Regions from separate parts of the Homo sapiens genome. Here regions 2 and 3 are each linked to region 1. The links are chromatin contacts, found by Hi-C or POLR2A ChIA-PET in ENCODE. All regions are on one chromosome and are shown on one strand. Each heading gives the region's core, a stretch centred on a gene start or an enhancer-like site at or near the end of the contact. The rest is flanking DNA. Distances are from core to core; before and after follow the strand shown.

Region 1 (3,062 bases), core at 395-2,894:
TTGCTCTGTCGCCAGGCTGGAGTGCAGTGGCCCGATCGCGGCTCACTGCAACTTCTGCCTCCCGAGTTCAAGTGATTCCCCTGCCTCAGCCTCCAGAGTAGCTGGAACTACAGGCGCCCGCTACCATGCCCGGCTAATTTTTGTATTTTAGTAGAGATGGGGTTTCACCATGTTGGCCAGGATGGTCTCGATCTCCTGACCTCGTGATCCACCCACCTTGGCCTCCCAAAGTGCTGGGATTACAGGCTTGAGCCACCGCGCCCAGCCTCTCCTGACACCTCTTACAGCTGGAGGATTAATCATTCACTCAGACACCTGCAAAACTCATCCCTTGGCCACTGGGCTGTCTATACTGTCCTGAACTCTCTCTCTGGTCAATGGGAAGAGAATGGGGCCCTTCAAAGCTACTGGCTGGAGCTTCATCTCCGCGAAAACAAGGCAAAGGGGAAAAGGTGTGTTGGCCGCTTCGCTTCCGTGGTAAAACTTTAAGAATGTTTTTTAATCCTGTGGTCCAGGCTTTAATCTCAACAGAGCAAGAGATAAGGGGCAGATAGCCACAGCAAAACACTCAAGTGCTAGTAGAATTAACGCAGGAAAAGAAAACCAAATACTGCACTTTCCCACTTGTAAGTGGAGCTAAACCTTGGGTACTCATGGACACCAAGAAGACAACAGAAACTGGGCTCTACTAGAGCGGGAAGGGAAGGAGGAGGTCAAGGGTTGAAACTATCTATTGAGTACTATGCTCAGTACCTGGGTGACGAGATCAGTCACACCCCAAACCTCAGCATCACGCAATATATCCAGGTAACAAACCTGTACATGTACCCCCTCAATCTCAAATAAAAGTTGAAATTTAAAAACGTAAAACAAAACGAAACATGTAAGGACCAGGGGAAAGCTTCTCGTTCCCGTCCGCAATGAAAGCACCAACTGAGTTCTTATACAAGAAACTAAAACCCATGGCACAGATAGTTCTCACGGTTTTGCACCCAAACGCTCCCTGCCAGGGAGGGCTGTCTGCTCCGGGGTGTGAGGGTTCTCCCGGGAGGCCTGAAATACGACGGTGCTGGGTATTGTGGTGGGTTCCATTCCATCCCTGGTCCTGCCCCGGGCGCTCCTGAACGAGGAGCAGAGGCTGGGGCCCAAGTGACCCCTCCTCTCCTCTCCTGGAGGAGAGTAAGCCGTAGCACCCCAGGACTGGCTGGGGCTCGGACGGAGCGGGCGGGCATCGTCTGCACCTCTGCACCCTGCAATCGCCGCCTAGAGCCTCCATGCATTGAAGGAGCAGCCTGCACCCCAGCACCCGTTCGCCTGCCTGGAGAAGTCCCCCAGGAGCCGGCGGGAGGCCCGAGGCAGCCCCGGGGGTCCCGCGCCCCAGGCCACCCCCTGAAGAGACCGAGGGCCCCCTCCTGAGCCCCGTTTTCCTCGGGACCGCCCCGCCGCCGTCCTCACCTCGGCCCGATCGCCCGCAGGCCGCTCTCCGCCAGCTCCTCTGCCACTCTCGCAGCCGCCTCCGATGCCTCCGTCCGGCCCCCCCAGATCCACAGTAGCTAGCAGCTGGGAGCCGGAAGCGGGAAGCCGCGCGAGGAGAGCAGCGCATGCGCGATCCCGCCTCGGAGGCGGGGCAGAGGGCGTGACCCGGAAGGAGGCGTGCCCTCGAGGGCGGGGCGCTCCCGGGGACCTGGGGCTGCTGCTCCCCGAGCCGTGGTGAGGGGGCGTCGGCTCGGCCTTGAGAGGGGCGCGGGCACCGAAGTGGGAGGGTGCTCGCGGCGAGGGTGAGGGCGACTTTTGAGGGGCGGGTCAGCGGGGTTGGGGGGCTTTTTGAAGGAGAGCAATGCGAGCCTGGCTGTCAGTAGGGCCGGGGGCTCTGAGGGGACAGCTGGGTTGCGGGGATCCAGAGGGAGAGCAGCAGGGTTAGGTGGGCGTTTTGTGGGGTTAACGGAAGCCTGGGTGATTAGCGCGGCTGGGGAGGGAGTCCTGAGGAGGACAGCGGTTTGGAGAATCTCAAGGGGGGTACAGCACAGTTAGGGGGACCCTGAGGGAGGACAGCGGGGTTGGGGGACCCCAAGGGAGGACAGCGGGGTTGGGGGGACCCCGAGGGAGGACAGCGGAGTTGGGGGACCCCGAGGGAGGATAGCGGGGTTAAGGGGACCCCAAGGGAGGACAGTGGAGCTGGGGGTGTTTTGGAAGAATCAACGGATGCCTGGAGGGGTTGTCAGTGGGCTCCTACGGGCTCGTTAGGATTGGAAGTACCTAAGGGGGGCACTCCCAGTGGTGGGGAGTCCTAGCGGGGAGAGTCCAAGAAATGGAGAGGGCAGGGTCTGTCACCTGAGAAAAAAGAAGCAGCATCAGGGAGTGGTGGGGGGATCACTTCATCCCAGGAGTTCAGGACCACCAGTCTGGGCAACATAGCAAGACCCCATCTCTACAAAACATTTTTTAAAATGAGCAGGGCATGGAGGCGCCTGCCTGTGGTCCCAACTCCTCCAGAGGCTGAGGTGGGAGGATGACTTGAGCCTGGGAGGTCCAGGCTGCGGTGAGCTATGATCATGCCTCCAGAGGCTGAGGTGGGAGGATGACTTGAGCCTGGGAGGTCCAGGCTGCAGTGAGCTATAATCATGCCACTGCACTCCAGCCTGGACAACAGAGCAAGACTCTGTCTCAAAATAACAACAACAAAAAAAGAGGCAGCATAGACTTCAGAAAGGTGGGTCTGGGAAAAATGAATCATATACCTCTCCAGTGGTCTCAGACACCCCAACATAGATACCATCAGATCCCCTAAACACAGGCACCCAGGCAGGTGCCATCAGATACCCAAAACAGGCTTCCAGGTAACCCCCAAATATGTCAGACACTCCACATAGGTCCAGCAGATACCCCCAAACACATACTAGATAACCCCAATACAGATGCTGTCAGATACCCTCAAACAGGTGCTCAGAGTCTGAAACACATACCATACCCTCCCCTATCCACTTCCACACAGGTGCTATTTGGCAGATGTGGATAGGCCAGATGCTTCCCCCAGCACCAGCAACCTCTCAATTGCCATCAGA
Region 2 (3,062 bases), core at 219-2,718, 460 kb before region 1:
TGCCACACTGCAGGTCACACAGAATATTTCCTGGGTTTCTTCTGGGGAGAAAAGGTGATGGAAACACCTAGAACATTCCCAGGAAGCAAATGCAGTCAGACAGAACCGCAGACTTGACAGTCATTGATGCATGTCATGTGGGGAAACTGAGTCAGAGTGGGGCAGGGCATTGCCCTAGTCCCTCAGTTCAGCTGGGTCAGAGCTATTTCAGGTCTCTGGTCCTCATAGCAATCTGGAGCCCTGATCCCTGGCCCCTGGGTTTCCCTATCATCTCTCTGGCTTCAACCCATCACAGCACCAAGCACAGCCATCCTTGCAGGAGCTGGGCACACCTTTTGTATTTATTTCTATATTTTTGTAAAGACGGGGTATTGCTATGTTGCCCAGACTGGTCTCCAACTCCTGGCCTCAAGCCACCCTCCCACCTCAGCCTCTCAAAGTGTTGGGATTACAGGTGTGAGCCACTGTGCCGCTGGAGCTGGAATTGAATCCTTGTCTGTTGGACTCCAGTGTTAGCCACTGTGCGGCTCTGCCCCTGAAGAGCATGGAGCCAGGCTGTGTTGGGTTTGTGTCTGTGTCCCTTCCTATCACTGGTGCGCCCTCAGTCTCAGCTGTGACTTTGGCACACAGCAGGTGCTCAATAAATGTTTTTTTTCTTTTCTTTTCTTTTTTTTTTTTTTTTGAGACACAGTCTCACTCTGTCGCCCAGGCTGGAGTGCAACGGTACAATCTTGCCTCACTGTAACCTCCGCCTCCCGGGTTCAAGTGATTTTCCTGCCTCAGCCTCCCGAGTAGCCAGGATTACAGGTGTGTGCTACCACACCCAGCTAATTTTTGTATTTTTAATAGAGACGGGGTTTCACTGCATTAGCCAGGCTGGTCTCGAACTCCTGACCTCAAGTGATCCACCTGCCTCCGCCTCCCAAAGTGCTGGGATTACATGCATGAGCCATCGCGCCCGGCAATAAATGCTTGTTGAGTAAATAACTAAAATCACGTGTAAAGGGAAGAATGCGCAAGGAAGGAGAGAGAAGCTTTGCACACTCAGGAAACCCCCTGACCTGGCAGGGCTGGTGGGCCAGTTGCCCCAGGAACCAGGGGCCCCGGGTGAGTGCCCACACCCTGCCCTACACACCCTGGTGTCTGGGCCCTGCGTGCTCCATCTTTCCCCAGAGGGCGGTCCCCTTGCGGGGTCCTCCACTGCAACCTTCTTGGAATTCCTCCAGCCCCCAAGGCACGCTGCTGCCCTGGGCCTTTAGCCCTCGACACCCTGGGCCCGGAGCCTCTGCCCAAGTCAGCCTTGCCCACCGCGTGCACATCCTTGTCCAGAGCATTTAGAGTCCGCACTCTAGTTCAGTGGTTTATTGATTGCTTCCCCATGACGCTGGGCGGCCCAGCGGGGCAGGGACCTTGACTGTCTTGGTTACCGCGGCGTCAGGCGGGGGAGGCGCTCACAGCTGGCCTAACAGGTGAAGGACGGCGCAGGTGGGCGGAGGCCTGTCCGCCAAGGACCGCCGGGTCCGCCTGTGCGCTGGGAAGGCCCGCCCCCTAGCGGCCGATCTTTAGAGTACGGAGGGCAGCCCCCAAAGGCCTCCCATCCCTGTCCCCGCCCCTGGGCCCCTGGACTCACTTTGATCTCGATCTGCTCCTCCATCTCCTTGCTCTTCATGGCTGCGTACTCCTTCTCCAGCCTGCAGATCGGGAGGGCCCCGTGGTTACTGTCATGCCCTCGGGGGTCCCCCCTTCTTACCAGTACCCTGGTTGCCCAGCAGGCACCGACCTCTTCATCTTCTTGGGGTTGTACTTGACCTGGTAGGCTTTGAGGACCAGCTTGTCCGGGCAGCTGTCGAACTGGTGGGGGATCACTCTCTGGAAGTACTGTGGGGACACAGCCGGTCACCTGGTCACCAACATGCAGGCCCTGACCACCGGGGGCCGCCCGAGCCCTGTTGCCCTGGAGGGGGGCAGGAACGGGTCTGCCCGGGGTGTCGCCATGTCCTCAACGCCGTGTCCTCAGTGTTTGTGGAGCAATGGAAAGACTGAGCGTGAGGGGAGGGAATGGGGGACTGCCTGCAGCCAAAGCCTTAGTTTCCAGAAGAAAAGCTGGCAGATGCTGGATGTGGTGGCTCATTCATATAATCCCAATGATTTAAAAGCCTGAGGTGGGAGAAATAAATAGCTTGAGCCCAGGAGTTTGAGACCAGTGTGGGCAACATAGTGAGACCCCATTTCTGAAAAAAAAAAATTAGCTGGACATGGTGATGTACACCTCTGGTTCCAGCTACTCAGGAGGCTGAGGCGGGAGGATCGCTTCAGCCCAGGAGGTGGAGGCTGCAGTGAGCTAGGACTGCACCACTGTACTCCAGCCTGGGCCACAGAGCAACTCCGACTTAAAAAAAAAAAGAAAAAGGTAAAAGAAAAAAAGAAAAGCAGGCCAAGGAGGCTCTCCTGGGAGTGAAGGCTGAGGGTCGGGGGGTCTGACAGAGGGGACCTTCGTGGGGGAAGGAGGATGGGTATGCCGGGGGCCTCGGGCCTGTGCAAAGGGTTAAGGTAAGCCCAGGGGGGACACAGCTCCTGCACCCGGCCCAGCTGGCCCCCTCTGGTAGCTGTGGACAATGCCTGCCCATGTTCACGGACACAACCGTGGCCTTTGTGCATTCTTCCCTGAAGCACCAGCTGGAGGACGCGGGGAGGGGGCAGGGGCCCGCACAGCAGAGAAGTAGCGGTGGGAGGCAGGCTGGCCAGCAGCAGGGCCTCCAGGCAGGCCGGGCTGGGGCGGGGCAAGGCGTGAGGTTGCCTAGACCCCCAAACTCCCTCCTGTGCCCTCACCAGGCTGGGCGGCAGGGTGGGGATGCCCTCATGGTCAGTCAGTCATGATCTGCCATCAGGCTTTGGGGCATCTGCGGGGTTGGGGGCAGGAGGTGGGCAGTGGGGCTCCCAGGGCTCAGCCTGGGCCTCCTGTCTCCCTGCGGCCAGGCTGCTGGCCCCTGACTGTGTCTGGCAGAGCCTAGGGGGTCCTCTGGTCCCTTAGGGAGACCTCAGGGGAACAGAGTGGATGGGAA
Region 3 (3,062 bases), core at 181-2,680, 440 kb before region 1:
GGAGAGAAAGTGAGCGTCCTTCCCTTTGAAAGGGCACAGCAGGGAAGGATGGATAACTTGGCAGAGGCCTGGGGCAGGTTCCCACAGGGGTAGGTGCTGGGGGATTCTGGGGCCCTGTCACCCTCCAAGGCTCCAGTGTGGGCGCTGGTTTGGTGGAGGGGCAAGTTGGCTTCCTGGGGTGCGGCAGGCACCTCATGGTCTCTGGAATCTCTGCTTGAGCTGGGGGAGCTGTCGGGGACTCTGGGAGGGCCTGGACAGGTGGGATCTGAGGAGGGGTGCAGAAGTGTTGAGTGGGTGGGGGCAGGGGCAGATATGCCTGGGGTCTATGTTGGAGCTCTTAAGTTTTTCTGTGTGTGCTGGGGGATCTAAGTGACTGTGTGTGTGTGTGTGTGTGTGTGTGTGTGTGTGTGTGTGTGTGTGTTTGGGGTTTTCAGAAAGATGGGTGGCTCTGGATGGGGAGTGGGGTGGTTCAGAATATCCAACGGGAGGTCTTGAGCATGGGTGGATTTTTCAGGATCCAGGAGCCAGGATCCAGATGGGGCAGGATCAGTGGAGCTACCACAGTGTGCTGGGTGGACGCCGGGGAGTGGTGTTTAGGGGTGCCCTTGGGCATGTGGCAGCTGGGGTGGGAGATGGGCTAGCAGGCTGAGCTGAGGGCTGTGGGCAGGGGTAGGAAATCCGACTTACAGAGGCCAGAGAGGGGTCCTGTGGGGTCAGCATGGGGGGCGGGTAGGCCCTGAGGCTGGTCTCCTTGGGGAGAGGTGGGGGCAGTTCTGGGCCCAAGATAGGAGGACGTGAAGTGAGGGGGTGCGGGGAGGGGGTGGCAAGTGTTGTCCAGAAGGGAGGGGTCCTGAGAGATCAGGGCAGAAGGTGGACGGGGGTTCTTGGGCTTGGGGGGCGCTTCTGAGGGGCTGATCGGCGGAGTGGGGGGATGGGGAGCCCTGAGGGGGTTCCCGGAGAGGAGTCCTGAGGGTCACTGCAAAGGGTGGACGGGGGTCCTGGGCCTGCGGGGTCCTCATGGGGAGGGGACGGAGTGGGGGAGGGGGATCCTGCAGGAGCTCCTGGGGAGGGGTCCGGAGGGATCGGCAACGAGGGTGGGCAGGGGCCAGGGTCCTCCGAAGGTCCCGGGCTGGGGATGCCGAGGCTCCCAGCGCGGGTTCCGGGGCACGACGGCCCGAGTTGCGGTCCTGCCGGTTCCCCGCGGGCCGCATCACGGAGCCGCCGGCCTGAGCAGGCGCCCGGGAGGCCCGGCCCGCGCCGCCCTACCTGCGCCGAGCGCGCCGCCATCTCCGTGCCGAGCCTCGCCGCCCCGGGCTGAGCCGCCGGATCCTAGCCGCGCCGTTCGCCCCGCAGCCCCGGCCCGGCCCCCTCAGCCGCCCCCCGGGACCGCGGCCGCCGCCGGCTCCGCCGCTGCCATTTCACCCGCTGACAGGAGCCGCTGCCCCGCCCCCGAGGCCCCATCCGCCAATTCGCCGCCCCCAGGCGCCCTGGCCCCGCCCACCAGCCAGGAGTGACGGGGTGTCTGACCATTCCGTGGCCATTCCGTGAGGCGGGCCCTGGCTACGTTCAGAAGGTTGCCGCCTCTGAGGAGAGAGCGAATTGAAATGAGGGAAGCGGTGAAGGACAGGTAGTTTTGCGTATCGGAATGAGGAATCCTATTGATCAACACCTGATAAGACCAATAGCAAGGAAAGTGGGGGTGTGTCCGTGAGGAAAGGCTGCGGCCCTGAGGAACACCAGGCAGACGCGGCCAAGCGTTTGGCACTAAGCCCCGCCCAGAGCCGGGCTTTCTGCCCAATAACGAGACGCCCCGAGACGTCCATTATTATCTGCCCCTCAAACCTGGGCCCTGGCAACTGCTGGGGGCGCCATAAAGAAGATTGACACCTAGGGAACCAATGCTACTGAAGGAGGGCGGGAAAGTGACACTCTCTGACCAATGGGTATGTGAGATTGGTGGGAGCATTGGCGTCCTGGGCGGTGGGGCTTGAGGCCTGGGTTGAATGAAATGGGGGTGGGGCTAAGAGGAGGGCGTGGCCTAGGCCAGAGATGGGGCGGGGTCAAGCAAGGGAGGGGCTCGGGGGTTGGGTCTGAGAAGGGGCGTGGCCAGAAATCCTGAAGACTCACTGGGGACGTGATGGCACCGTGTCGTCTAGGAGCCCAGTTCTGTGCTGGGGACGGGGCGGTTGATATTGGGGGCGGGTCCCATAAAAGATTCAGGCCCGTCCCCTGTCTTACTCCAGGCCAGGTTAAATGTGTTCTCTAAAGCTCACAGAGCCGCGTGTTTCTCCATCAAAGCTCGGTTCGCGCCGTGATCGTGGGGAGGGATAGGCCCTCCCATTCCCCATCCTCCCAGGCTGATAGATCCTCGGGGAGTCGGGATGCAGGGCCTAGGTCGGGTCTCTTCCAGGTCCCCAGCATGGAAACTGCTTATAAACATTTGATGAATGAATGAATGAAAATGGGCCCGTGACTCTTTTAACAGAGAAGGGAGAGGTGGAGAATCCTTCAAGCTAGAGAGGAATTCGTAGGGACAGTTACTGACAGCGGGCAAGACTGACCAAAATGGACTTATTTCCTCCCCAAGATGTAGGGATGGGCCCTGGAGGGGGTGGGGCAGGGAAGGACCTTGTCATAGCAGAGAGGGTGACGTCATAAGTGTGTTTTTATTTATTTATTTTTCAGAGACAGGGTCTCGCTCTGTGTCCCAGTTTGCAGTGCAGTGATGCGAACATAGCTCAATGCAGCCTCGAACTCTTGGACTCCAATGATCCTCCCGCCTCAACCTCCCCAGTAGCTGGGACTACAGGTGCGTGCACACCATGCCCGGCTAATTTTTTTGGTAGAGGCTGGGGTCTTGGTATGTTGCTCAGGCTAGTCGGAAACTCCTGGTGCCAGGTTCTCCCACTTCAGCCTCCCAAAGTGCTGGGATTACAGGCATGAGCCACCTCGCCCAGCTAGATGTCCTAAGTTCAGAATGGGGAAGGGAAGGCTGGACCCAGGGAGGGGCACGTCAGGACTTCCTAAGGTCTGAGAGCTCAACCTTCTCTGTAGTAGGAGAC

The links. A loop is a pair of places that touch in the nucleus more often than their neighbours do. ChIA-PET counts read pairs that join two places held with the same protein, here RNA polymerase II (POLR2A). Pooled maps may share reads with other maps.
Region 2: a loop to region 1 is called in a pooled map, with 2.4 times the contacts of the local background. The contact joins the enhancer-like site here to the promoter of ARHGEF18-AS1 in region 1. A Hi-C loop is called at or near these places in 7 of 50 pooled maps. POLR2A ChIA-PET finds 5 or more read pairs at or near these places in 2 of 52 experiments (activated CD4-positive, alpha-beta T cell and endothelial cell of umbilical vein).
Region 3: a loop to region 1 is called in a pooled map, with 20 times the contacts of the local background. The contact joins the promoter of EVI5L here to the promoter of ARHGEF18-AS1 in region 1. A Hi-C loop is called at or near these places in 14 of 50 pooled maps. POLR2A ChIA-PET finds 5 or more read pairs at or near these places in 4 of 52 experiments (AG04450, HEK293T, WTC11 and 1 more).

The regions. Positions count from the first base shown.
Region 1 is chr19:7,393,641-7,396,702 of GRCh38, reverse strand. It overlaps ARHGEF18-AS1 (ARHGEF18 antisense RNA 1), which reads left to right and starts at 1,644. Exons shown (of 2, transcript NR_186326.1): 1 at 1,644-1,710. The region is part of intron 10 of ARHGEF18 (Rho/Rac guanine nucleotide exchange factor 18); the gene reads right to left. RefSeq lists an enhancer at 777-956 and silencers at 1,167-1,736, 1,445-1,885.
Region 2 is chr19:7,851,902-7,854,963 of GRCh38, reverse strand. It overlaps EVI5L (ecotropic viral integration site 5 like), which reads right to left. Exons shown (of 20, transcript NM_001159944.3): 9 at 1,781-1,878; 10 at 1,631-1,691. Among named protein-coding and RNA genes, the nearest start is that of PRR36, 21 kb to the left of the region's middle. Within about 2 kb of position 1,468, at least 3 of the 41 ENCODE cell types and tissues checked have a DNase peak (open chromatin) inside an H3K27ac peak, as active enhancers do.
Region 3 is chr19:7,828,586-7,831,647 of GRCh38, reverse strand. EVI5L (ecotropic viral integration site 5 like) reads right to left here and starts at 1,430. Exons shown (of 20, transcript NM_001159944.3): 1 at 1,267-1,430. RefSeq lists a silencer at 1,334-1,573.